Linked DNA regions of Homo sapiens: all the other regions are linked to region 3. The links are chromatin contacts, found by Hi-C or POLR2A ChIA-PET in ENCODE. All regions are on one chromosome and are shown on one strand. Each heading gives the region's core, a stretch centred on a gene start or an enhancer-like site at or near the end of the contact. The rest is flanking DNA. Distances are from core to core; before and after follow the strand shown.

The links. Hi-C counts contacts between places; a loop is a spot of excess contacts on that map. ChIA-PET counts read pairs that join two places held with the same protein, here RNA polymerase II (POLR2A). Pooled maps may share reads with other maps.
Region 1: a loop to region 3 is called in a pooled map, with 9 times the contacts of the local background. The contact joins two enhancer-like sites. A Hi-C loop is called at or near these places in 4 of 50 pooled maps. POLR2A ChIA-PET finds 5 or more read pairs at or near these places in 2 of 52 experiments (GM12878 and Panc1).
Region 2: a loop to region 3 is called in a pooled map, with 2.8 times the contacts of the local background. The contact joins two enhancer-like sites. A Hi-C loop is called at or near these places in 1 of 37 single-sample maps with no recorded cell type and 7 of 50 pooled maps. POLR2A ChIA-PET finds 5 or more read pairs at or near these places in 1 of 52 experiments (WTC11).

What each region holds. Positions count from the first base shown.
Region 1 is chr12:116,921,356-116,925,787 of GRCh38, forward strand. The region is part of intron 1 of FBXW8 (F-box and WD repeat domain containing 8); the gene reads left to right. Among named protein-coding and RNA genes, the nearest start is that of FBXW8, 13 kb to the left of the region's middle. Within about 2 kb of position 1,341, at least 2 of the 41 ENCODE cell types and tissues checked have a DNase peak (open chromatin) inside an H3K27ac peak, as active enhancers do.
Region 2 is chr12:116,674,253-116,678,404 of GRCh38, forward strand. All of the region lies in intron 1 of LINC03088 (long intergenic non-protein coding RNA 3088), which reads left to right. Among named protein-coding and RNA genes, the nearest start is that of LINC03088, 15 kb to the left of the region's middle. Within about 2 kb of position 2,722, at least 6 of the 41 ENCODE cell types and tissues checked have a DNase peak (open chromatin) inside an H3K27ac peak, as active enhancers do.
Region 3 is chr12:116,122,260-116,126,416 of GRCh38, forward strand. All of the region lies in intron 2 of MED13L (mediator complex subunit 13L), which reads right to left. Among named protein-coding and RNA genes, the nearest start is that of MIR620, 24 kb to the right of the region's middle. Within about 2 kb of position 1,437, at least 11 of the 41 ENCODE cell types and tissues checked have a DNase peak (open chromatin) inside an H3K27ac peak, as active enhancers do.

The sequences.
Region 1 (4,432 bases), core at 91-2,590, 800 kb after region 3:
AAGAGACGAATTGTTTTTTTGTGGACTGCTTGGGAGCTTAGCCGCTCTTTGTAGCATTGTTTGTTTGGAGAAATGTTTTCCAGCTTCTATATGGCTGGCTTACTAATGAACTTTGGAGTACCTTAGGGGACGATCTATATTGCCTGTTGTAGTCTCCTGTATTTCATTTTACGTGACAATGACTTACCTCTATAAAAGATTTTAGCTCTTTGAGTGTAGACCATTTCTTATATACTTGCTAACAGCACCTCCCTCCCCCTAGCACCTGGTGTGGCCCTGAATTTAGATAGTATTTTGAACATAAGTTACCTTACTTTAAAAATGTGTTGCTTTTCTGTGTCTGTGAAAATATCATGTGCTCACTGTAGAAATATTTAGGAAATTCAGAAGAATAGAAGAAAATAAAAGTCTTTAGTAATATAATTGCTTAGAGGCTACCATTGTTAACATTTTGGTGTATTTCTGACTTTTTTTTTTTTTTTTTTTTTTTTAGACAGGCTCTCTCTCGCTTTTGCCTAGGCTGGAGTGCAGTGGTGTGATCATGGCTCTGTAGCCTTGACCTCCCATACTCAAGCTATCCTCCCACCTCAGCCTCCTAAGTAGCTGGAACTACAGGTGCATGCCACCACACCTGGCTCATTTATTTTTATTTTGTCTAGAGACAGTGTCTCACTATGTTACCTGGGCTGGTCTTGAACTCCTGGCCCCTAATGATCTGTCTATCTCAATCACCCAAAGTGTTGGGATTACAGATATGAGCCACTGTGCCTGGCCTATTTCTGACTTTTTTTCTTTTTGTATATAAGAATATATATTTCGAGACAAATTGTGGATTATAAATGGATGCTTATTTATCTCGACTGCCTTTCAGACCTTTTTCCCCCAGCCAACCAGTTTTTTTCTTCTCAAAGAAGACACAGGTGAAACTGAAACTCATCTATTTCTTCTGATTGAGATTGTGTGGGTCTACTCCACTCAGCTTTTGCAGTACATGGAAAGTTGAGATAAACGCCTAAAGAAACTAGTTTCAGTCATAGATTTAGTAAAAATGTTATTGCAAATCTCTTCTTTGAACTCAAGGTGCTTTTCTCAGTTTCTTAAACCACCACCCAGAGAGATCTTTCATGTCCTCTTTGCCCTGGAGATGTACATTGGGAACAAAAACCTTAAGTCAGTTTCTTCACTTTTTACTGCTTTGGCTCTTAGTAATTATCTGTTCTTCTATTAAACAAGAGAAGACAGATTAAATTTCTAACAGTAAGGCACAAAACCAATCCATTTACAGAATTAGTCTTACATTAGCACATAGGAATACAAATCAGCCTCCCTGGGGATGGATCTCTTTGCAATTTCTCTCAGTGTTTTTGGAGTAAGTCCAGTAGACTTTGGGAAAATCTAGTATTCACTGACTTTAAATTAAATAAGTAATATGACCCCTTTGAGTGTGTGTGTGTGTGTTTTTTTTCCCTTGACTAGGAAAAAGGGGATGGATAGATTTTTATATCTGCCTATGATGTATGGTTGTGTTCTCAACTTTTAGTGTGCATGAGGATCGCCTGAGAAAGAGGTGCTTGAGGCCGGGTGCAGTGGCTCATGCCTGTAATCCCAGCACTCTGAGAGGCCAAGGCAGGTGGAGGCCGAGAGTTCGAGACTAGCCTGGCCAACATGACAAAACCCTGTCTCTACTAAAAAATACAAAAATTAGCTAGATGTGGTGATGTGTGCCTGTAATCTCAGCTACTTGGGAGGCTGAGGCATGAGAATCGCTTGAACCTGGGAGGCAGAGGTTTCATTGAGCCAGGATCGTGCCACTGCACTCCAGACTGGGCGACAGAGCGAGACTCTGTCTCAAAAGAAAAGGAGGTGCTTGAGCCCTAACCCTGGAAATTCAGGGCAGTAGGTCTTGGTAGGGCCCTTGGCATTTTTTTTTTTAAATTCCACAGGTGATTTTAATGTGTAATACAGGACGAAAGTCCCCAATAGTGGTAGAGAATCGATATCTGAGACATTGTCAAAGAATTAAAAGCAAGGTTGTATGTTATCAAACAGATACTTTTCCTTAACATTGAAGGAATACTAATATTTTGAATTTATTGGTTTCCTATAGAATAAATTTGGCCAGTCTCACATTGCTGAGAGCTATTCAACTACTGCAAAATTATTTTCTTTTTTTTTTTGTTTTGAGACAGAGTCTCGCTCGCTCTGTCACCCAGGCTGGAGTGCAGTGGCGCGATCTCGGCTCACTGTAAGCTCTGCCTGCCGGGTTCACGCCATTCTCCTGGCTCAGCCTCTCGAGTAGCTGGGACTACAGGCGCCTGCCACCACACCCGGCTAATTTTTTGTATTTTTAATTAATTAATTAATTTATTTATTTATTTATTTTGAGACGGAGTCTTGCTCTGTCGCCCGGGCTGGAGTGCAGTGGCGCGATCTCGGCTCACTGCAAGCTCCGCCTCCCAAGTTCACGCCGTTCTTCTACTTAAGCCTCCTGAGTAACTGGGACTACAGGCGCCTGCCACCAGGCCCGGCTAATTTTTTTATTAGAGACGGGGTTTCACCATGTTAGCCAGGATGATCTCCATCTCCTGACCTCGTGATCCGCCTGCCTCGGCCTCCCAAAGTGCTGGGATTACAGGCGTGAGCCACTGCACCCGGCCCAAAATTACTTTCTCTAAATATTGTAGCCATGTTGATATTTTTATAGTTTGACCAGATTTCTCTATTTTAATATTTCTAATGTCTTTAATTCCTTTTCCTTCTTCTTGGAATATCTTTGTTTCTGAAATGACAGGTTGTCCATTTTCATGTTTTTAAGTCAGTGTTGTCCATTTTCATGTTTTTAAGTCAGTGTAGAGTTGGGTTAACGTGGCCCATAACTTTTTGGATGGCTATGTGCTTCGCAGTAGTCTAGGTGGAACACTGATAGCATCTTTATTTATTTATTTTTAATGGACACATTATAATTGTACATATTTATGGGGCACGGTGTCATATATGTATACAATGTATATTGACCAAATCAGGGTAATTAATGTATCCATCACCTAAAACGTTTATTATTTGTGTTGTAAACATTCAAAATCTGTTCTTCTAGCTATTTGAAAATATACAATAAATTGTTGTGAATTATAGTCAACCTGTAGTGCCACAGAGAACCAGAACTCATTCCTCCTGTCTAGCTGCACTTTTATATCCATTAACCAACCTCTGTCTGATAGTGTGTTTTAGATAACAAGGTATTTCTCTGCACACTAGTAGCAAGTAGTGTTTTTAACCTACATTTATGAACTGTGGGAAGTACCCAATCAGAGTGCCTAAGACATTCTGCTGCCCGACAGTAGTAGGATTTATGTGGTTACTAGACCACAGCTTTTGTCCAGGATGTGGCTTCATATCCTTGTCAGATCATGCACACTAATAAAAGAGGTGTGTTTTCAACCACAGGGCCAAATATGCTCACAACTCTGCCTCTTGTAAGGTGTTTCTCAAATGATATTTCCAATAATAACAAACTGAAGTTGATGAATTAGTTACTAAACCTTGAATTTACTCTGGTTTGTCTGGTGGAGTGATGTCACTCATTTACCTGCATTCTAGTATCCTCCTCAAGTAGGGGAGAGGAAGTAGCTTACCTAGACTAATGTCTCTGGAGGTGTGCTTAAGAAACCTTGGGAATATATTGAACACAGGACTATCGTGGGTCATGTCTATCACTTTGGTTAAAAAAAAAAAAGATTGAACTTTTCAAAAAATAGATTCTGAAATGGAGATTTGCATGTAGGTGGTTTAGTGGGTTTTCCTTTCAGAGAGGTCCTGAACTGAGCAAGGGGGCCAGGCCTTTGTACCCAGCCATGGACTAGTCATTGGATACAGGCTGCCTTAGTGGGGTGGGAGGGGATGCAACCTGGGTGAGTCAGCTTGTTTGGCCAAAGGCATTGCCTAGGAAGGGACTCAGCTGTGAGTCAACAGCAGGCAGCATTTTCATCTAGGGGAATGAGTGGGACCGGAAGCGGGATCTGAGTGACCCACTGCAGTATCTATGGCAAGGACCATTGATAGAATATGTTGCCAGAATTACTCTAAGTGTGCGGCATGAAACTTGAGCATTTGGTCTCCTCACCTTGGAGGAGTCTACATATTTCTTAAGATATGGACCTTCCGTTAGTGTATTGGTTTCTTTTTTTTCCCTGCCATTTTCCAGTGGTTACCAACATGGAAGGTCATCTACATGAAAGTCTGGGACTTGATCTCTTTTGGAGTTTAGATCATAATTCTGAGAGCACAGTGACTTTTTTTTAAAAAAAGTTTGGCTGTGTAATGTCGTTTACAAAATTACAATTCAATGCTTTGAAACAGTGGTTGCCCTTCAGAACTTGTAAATGATCAAGAACCATCATAATGCATGCATTAACAGTGAGACCAGCATGAGGTC
Region 2 (4,152 bases), core at 1,472-3,971, 550 kb after region 3:
ATGCCTTCCAAAGTCATTCAACTTCCTGCCTTGAGATGTATCAGTGACTTCCCACTGCTCTGGGGAAAGGCTGCATATGGCCCGGCTTTCTCTGTGTCCTCACCTTATCCACACATGCTTCCTGAGCTACATCTGAAGCTTGTCAATTGCTCATTTCCTCCACCACAGGGCCTTTGTATATGCTGTTTATGGTGCCCACACCCCACCGACCCCACCCCTTATTCACTGAATTAACTCTTGTTTATTCTTCAGATATTAATTCCGTTGTCTTTTCCTTGAGGCGACCTTTTCCCAGAGGCACAACTGCATAGTGTCCAGGGTCTATGATACCTTTAGGGGCCCAGAAAAAAAGGCTTAATTTCTTTTAAAATCAGAAGAGGGAGACAGTGACTATATTATGATGAATCCAACCTGGATTTATACCAACAAAGTTGCAAAATGTAATTTTTTTTAATGAGAAAAAGCCCCCGCCCACCCCCCTACAGGGCAAAAGTCCCTCAGACCTTTTCTGGCCTCCCCCTAACCCACCAGCACTGCTAGGTCAGGTCTTCCCTAAGTAAGATGCTTTCACTCTGCCCTGAACTCTTCTGCCTAGGCAGGTACCACGGTTGTAACTTGACATTTGGCCCCTAAACCACTAGCTGGATGAAGGCAGGGACCATGTCAGACTTATTCTCTGTGCAACACCGAGTCTACACAGCACTTGGCTCTTATTATATGCTCAATAAACATTTGCTGCAAGTATGACTAAGCGAAAATGATCAGACTTCACAATCATCCCACAAGAACACTCATTCCATCTATTATTTTTTTGTTTCTTTTAGAGGCAGGGTCTTATTCTGTTGATTCTGTTGCCCAGGATGGAGTGCAGTGGCACCATCTAGTTCACTGCAGCCTTGACCTCCTTGGATTACACGATCCTCCTGCCTCAGCCTCCCAAGTAGCTGGGACTACAGGCTCACCCCACTGCACCCAGCAAATTTTTAATTTTTTTTTTTGTAGAGATGAGGTCTTACCATGTTTCCCAGGCTGATCTCAAACTCCTTGGTTTCAGGCAGTCCTCCTGCCTCAGCCTCCCAAGGCCTTGGGATTACAGGCGTGAGCCACTGCACCCGGCCCACACTCCATCTACTTCTAACTCCCTGCCTCTCCTGCAGGCCAGAGGGGAGGGGAGGGGAAAAGCCTGCAAGACGGAAACCAGGAGGAAAGACTCACAATGGACGTGAGAGAATTGGTGGTACTCAACCTTTCTCCCTGATAGGGGAGTCAGGCCGGGGGAGGTGGGTGGCGGCAGAGATTTAGCGTAAACAAACATTTCCTTGTCTGGTAGGTCATTTTGTAATTATATGCAGGTCAAGCTCTTTAGAGCTCCCGGAAATCAGACAATATCTGCCTGCAGAGAGGCCAGTCCTGCTCCAGGGCCCCCAGCGTGGAGGGGACTTTCATCAGAAGATCTTTCCCTATCCAGGCAGGAATCTAAGTGACCGTCCGGTGTGAAACAACGAAGCCAGCAAAAAGCAATAGGAAGGAGAGCCGACCTCAGAGTTCAGAAGATAAGCGGGGGAACAAAATGAATACGTGAACTTGGGGAAAACGGGCTGAGCCTGAAGCCCTGGGCAAGGTTCTCTGGGGAAAAGGGGATGACATTGACCTTGGCCTTCATGCTCTCGGGAGGGACGCTGGCAAGAGTGATGGAGAGAGGCACCTTTGTACATAGGACATTCCAAGCCACCACTTGGTACTCTCCATGGATGGCAAATGTGTCAACTTTGAGAGAGGATAACAGACCATTAAGAGAAAGCAAAGGAGGCTGTTGCCAGAGGTGGAAATTGGTTCTTGCCAACTAACTGCCCTCCTTCAATTTCACTCGGTCAAGGCAGTGGGGATTTTTCAAATCATCCTCATGGCTGTGGTTCCAGCACCACCCTGGGAGGGATGGGGTTGCAGGGTAAAGACTATAAAGAAGAGGGCTGGGTGCAGTGGCTCATGCCTGTAATCCCAGCACTTTGGAAAGCTAAGGTAGGCAGATCACTTGAGGTCAGGAGTTCAAGACCAGCCTGGTCAACATGGTGAAACCCCATCTCTATTAAAAATACAAAAATTAGCTGTACGTGGTGGTGTGTGCTTGTAATACCAGCTACTCGGGAGGCTAAGGCAGGAGAATTGCTGGAACCCAAGAGGCAGAGGTTGCAGTGAGCCAAGATCGTGCCACTGCACTCCAGCCTGGGCAACAGAGCAAGACCCCATCCACCCCCTTCCCTCCCAAAAAAAAGGCTCATGCCTATAGTCCCAGCTATTCAGGAGGCTGAGACAGAAGGATTGCTTGAGGCCACCAGTTCAAGGCTGCAGTGAGTTATGATTGCACCACTGCATTACAGCTGAGGCAACAGAGCGAGACTTGACTCAAAAGAAAAAAAAATTGATGGAATTTTGGCCGTATGCAGTGGCTCACGCCTGTAATCCCAATACTTTGGGAGGCTGAGGCAGGCGGATCACCTGAGGTCAGGAGTTTGAGACCAGCTGGACAACAGAGCATGACCCCATCTCAAAAAAAAAAACCCAAAAAACAAAACAACAACAACAACCAAAAAAAACCACAGAAGAGGCTTGACTGACAGCCAAGGAGAAAACTTAACGACACACACACACACAAAACCCCGAACTGGTAGCAAACAGGATGGACTGGTGGCTGCATGCCAAAGTCCTTTGGGTTCACATTTGACTTCAGCTTAGAGGGACAGTAGCCAGCGTTTCCCTTTGTCGGAACTAGGCAGATTATGGGAAGAGGCTCTGGCACTCTTAAAATTCCCCTGCCCTCACAGACCTAAAATTAACATCACTGTTTATAGTGCTGGCTGTGGATGTAGAATATCATATTACAGTAGTAAATGATACGATAAAGATATAGTAATCCAATATTGGAAATCTGAACTGACTATGACTACCAATTGCTTATGCATTTAACAGGTCATAATTATTAGCACTTACATCACTGTCCTTTGTGTTCAAGGATGACACCAACGGATACTGTCTCTACATGTGGCCAAGATCACGAAAGCATGAGAACTGTGTAATCTTTCTCTTTAAACAGCATTTTGAGATATAATTCATATACCATGCAATGCATGCTATTCAAGGGCTTTTGGAGTATTCACAGAGCTGTGCAACCATCACCACAATCTAATTTTAGAGCAGCTTTTTCTCCTCTAAAAGAACCCCCCCTCCCAAAAAAAAAAAAACCCCAAAAACCCCATACCAATAGCAGTTAGTCCCAAGTTCCCCTTTCTTCCACCCCCTGGTAACCATTTTCTGCCTCTGTGCCTTTGCCTAGTCTGTGTATTTCATATAAATAGTCATGCAATATGTGGTCTTTGGCAATGGCTTCTTTCGCTTAGCGTAATGTTTTCAGGGCTCATCCACGCTGTAGCATGAATCAGTACCATATACTTTATTCATTTTCTTTATTTTTTTCTCTTTTTGACTTTTATTTTAGAATCAGGGGTACACGTGCAGGTTTGTTACAAAGGTATATGACGTGATACTGAGGTTGGAAGTATGAATGGATCCCTCACCCCCAGTAGTGAGCATAGTATCCAATAGGTAGGTTGTTTTCAACCTTACTCCCTTCCCATCCTCCCTCCTCTTGTATTCCCCAGTGTCTGTCATTCCCGTTTTTATGACTATGTGTACCCAAAGCTTAGCTCCCCCTTACAAGTGAGAACATGCAGTATTTGATTTTCTGTTTCTGTGTTAGTTTGCTTAGAAGAATGGTTTCTAGCTGCATCCATGTTGCTGTAAAAGACATGATTTTTTTCCTTTTATGGCTGTGTAGTGTTCCATGGTGCCTATGTACCACATTTTCTTTATCCAGCCCACCATTGATGGGCACCTGGGTTGATTCCATGTCTTTGCTATTGCTACTTTTTTTATTGCCAACTATTATTCCATTGTATGGATATGCCATGTTTTGTTTATCCATTCACTGGCTTGACTTTTCTTTTTCTTTCTTTCTTTCTTTCCTTTTTCTTTCCATACATATAAGACGTACATATTTTGAGGGTACCTGTGATAATTTGATACAACCATATAATCAAATCAGGGTAATTGGGATGTCCATCACCTTAAATAATTATCTCTTTTTATTATTATTAT
Region 3 (4,157 bases), core at 187-2,686:
TTACCAAAGAAACTCAGTAACAAAGGAGCACAATGCTACATTAATTATGAAATATAGCACTTCACACATAAAAAAATCCAATGACTTACAACACTACACCACCACTGACTGATCAATTTATGCTGCCATCAGTTGCCTGGTAGAATCTATATTTGAAGTCATTAATAACTAAATGGACTTATTACTTATATCAACTTCAACCTATTTAGAGCTCTGATTTCTTGAATTGCTCATGAGTGTAAAATATTCAGTATCACTTAACAAATCTATGTTGGAAATGGATTGTAACCTTCCCGATGTCAATTCATCAAACAAATAAGAATCATGGATAGAAGATACATACTAAAACGTTCCATTTATTTCAAACTATTTGCAACCTTAAGTGATTACAAATATTGATAATATTTGGCAGACAGAAGCACAATTGCGATTCAAAATTTTAACAGTGTACTATCTTCCTAAGGAATCAGCATGGGTTCTCTGCCAGTTGCAGGATAACCAGAATTTTAATGACAGTTTCTACACAGCATTGTAGCAGTTGAGACACGACCCAAGTTAGCATTTCAATGGATCACAAGACTCCCTGTAAAGCCAGCAAACTTTAAATTGAAGGAAACCATAAAACTAAATTTCGAGATAAACTGTACAAGGCCTTCAAAAGACAACTGCTACAGAAAACAGGCTGCAATGTTACTTTAATAGCTGCACACTGAAAAAGAAATCTTGCACAATGGCTGTTATTGACTTCTCAAAACCAAATTTGTCCCCATTTGCTACTTCTTCCAAATATTTTTTAAAATGATTACCATTTTTAACCTTTAAAATGATTAACATGCTCTTAATATGCTCTAGAATGCATAAACAAGGGTCCAGAAGGATTAAAATTAACAGTTATCTCTGCTAGAATAATGATTGTTTTCTCCTTTACCTCTTTGAGTATTTTCCAGATTTCATGACAGGCATTACTTTTATAAGCTTACATCATATTTGAAATAAATTTTTAAAATAAGGATCCTATATTAAACAAGGCTGTATGTTCAGAAATTACAAGGAAAACCAATATTTTTAAAACAGGAATCATCACAAGATAAATTTTGAGACGGAAAAGCAGACATGTGATTCAGTTAGAACATATACATTTAAATTCATCATTGCTACAAATAAACATTTTATAAACTTCCTCTAGGACAATGATTTTAATAAAGATGAGTCAACTACTGATTTCAACATTAGCACAATTGAGAAGTAAAAATTTAAAATATTTCCTTCCACTCTTCAGACACAAACTAATTTGAATAAAAAACACACGCACATGCACACACACGTGCACACAGAAGCTTGCTACTAAAATTCTGACAGGGCAAGTCCCCAAATTGCCTTTTACACTAAAGCTCAAACAGTTGTCTGTCACTGCTATTACTATGAGTAATCCTTGCAGCTGTAACTGTTTGAAATGCAGCTGTCTCGTTGGCATTCTCTCCCCACCCCCAGCCATGCAGCATTTCTGTTCTTGCTACAATAATCTTAAAGAGCATTTTACAGGAGGCTTAGCCCTGGCTGAGGGCACTCTACGGCGTGACCGAGAGAACATGGAAACACGATTCATTAGACACGCCTGGAGTGATAACAATGGTGCTGCTTCTTACTGCCTTTCATTTCGTACATCAGGCTGAGACTAATGCATTCTCGTTACACAACAAGCACATTTATAGACAGGGGAAAACTGTAATCACCTTTGATTAAGAGACAGCATATTTTTCCTATATGAGCTGCCAGCCATACTGACATAGTAATTATTTTTTAACTGACAGGTTAAAATAGCAAATGTAGCAAAAATAACATCTGCAGAGAGAGAGAGAAAGACGAGAGAGAGAGAGAGAGAGAGAGAGAGACAGAGACAGAGAGAGACAGAGAGAGACAGAGAGAGACAGAGACTGACTGACTACTGTGAAGACTTGGTGCACAAAGGTTTCTTTAGACCAAACTCAGTGCCATCTCCTTGAGACCTGATGGGTACCTTGGCTTTTATTTCAGCTTGACAGTCTATGGCAAATATTGCAGAAAGACTCTTACAGAAATTCATTCTATAAATCCAATTTTTTGGAGGCAGAAATTACAAAATTATTTTTGTCACTGAAACAGTAATGACTATTGGTCTACCTTCTTTCCACTTCTTTCACTATAGGACTAGAAAATTCAACAGTAGTATCCTTTTTTCCATTATCTTACAACAAAATAATTTGTTCTCTTCACTTTGTTATCTACTTTTACTAGATAATAATTTGTTTTCCTTAATATAAAATGCTACTCCAAGACAGAAAAAAAACTGCTTTCTACTATACCACAGTTTATAAAATGTAACTTTGGTTAAAAACAAGAATGTAGAATAATTAGATCAGTCTATCATTTCACTTAACGCCCATCAATCCCTGCACCTGGTGAAGGTTTTAACTGTAAATATAAAGGCCCTAATTTAAATTAGAAAAAAGTCATAAGCCACATTATACTGACAACATATAAAGTCAGTTTTCTTAAGGAATTTTAAAAAGTGAACCACCTTTCCATACACACAAATGCAATCTTCTGTTGGTTTACACATGTGTGTTGCTGGGTTGTAGTTTATAGAGAATTTGGTAGTTGACAGGAAAAAAATATTTGTCATAAATTGAAAGATCATAGTTAAACCAAAATATTGGAAAATACTTTTTCAAAGTTAGCAGTCTGTACAATTAAGCAATTAAAAAGTCTCTTTTTTAAGCTTTCTACAACACTATTGATTTTTACACTAAGAATGTGCTACAAAATAAAACAATTTGCACATGTGAAAATTTGTTAAGACAGAAAAGAAAACTAACCAATAATAAAAAAAAGTTAAGTCTGGTTCACAAAACTTTGAAACCTGTAATAGCTTTTCAAAAAATAATTATGTAGCCAGGCAATGTGGCAGGAGCCCATAATCCCAGCTATTCAGGCTGCTGAGGTGGGAGGACACATGAGCCCGGAAATTCAAGGCCAGCCTGGGCACTACAGTGTGATCCCATCTCAATCAATCAATCAATCAATGCAAACGGTTATGTACATACAACAAACAAATTTTTGTAAAACAGCAAAATGCTTTAATAATTTTAAATAGTAGGATTTTAGAGTTTTCTGACCTGTGCTACCACAGCAGGTTAGAAACTAGAAAATGTGTAGCCTAACTCTGATATGTCTATAAATGGACCACTGAACACTAATGTGCACTTAAACACAGTGTATTTTGAAGAGAAGTTTTTATGTGTCCCACACAATTTTAGAATTACACAAGCTTAAAATTTTCATCATCTGAAATCAAACAATGAGTCTTATTACAGAAGATAACATCTATACAATTTCTACTGTCGGTGCCCAATCCATGTCTCTCTTATTTTGGTTTTCTGTACTGTGTGAAGTCATGACTCCCCCAAAACTAATCAAATTACTTCTGCATACTTTCCCTGTTTGTCTTCTTTTTGGAAAAGACAAAGTTAATCATCAGTATAAAACATGTCACCACACATTAAAAATTTTTATTTTAAAAACATTTCAGTTTAAATGTATTCTTAGTAATCAGAACATTTTACTTTCATAAACAACTATGGTTTACATATGAATTTCTGTTACAATTATCTGGCTCTTAATAGAATCACAAATTATTATTCTCAACTTTTAAAAGACAGAATGTACAATTCTCCCCTTGTGTCTTCAAAATTAATTTGTTTATGAATGCAAAAACAACCTATTGGAAAGCAATAAAAGTTTCTCAAAACTTTTAAGTTAAAATATATCCAGGAAAAGTTGTCATTATCCAAAACTTAAGCCAAGAAGTTTCCAACTCATAAGCAAAAAATTTATAAATGACCTAAACACACCAACACTGCCAATATTTTTACTTCATGTTGGTGTTTCAACTCTACAAGATTCCTTTGCATTAACAAGTCAATATGAAAACTGCAAGTCCTTTAGGAAATAAAGGTCAGTTATTTACAGTCGCAGTGGTGTGAATGAGTTCAATCCTATGTTCTTTCGAAATCTGGCTAGAATGGCATTTTGGTTGCAAAGTTAAGTAACACCGTTGTTTTGGATAGGGCACAGTCTGGAGTAGGGCAGGCCTGGGCGGCTCCCATAACACAAGGTGC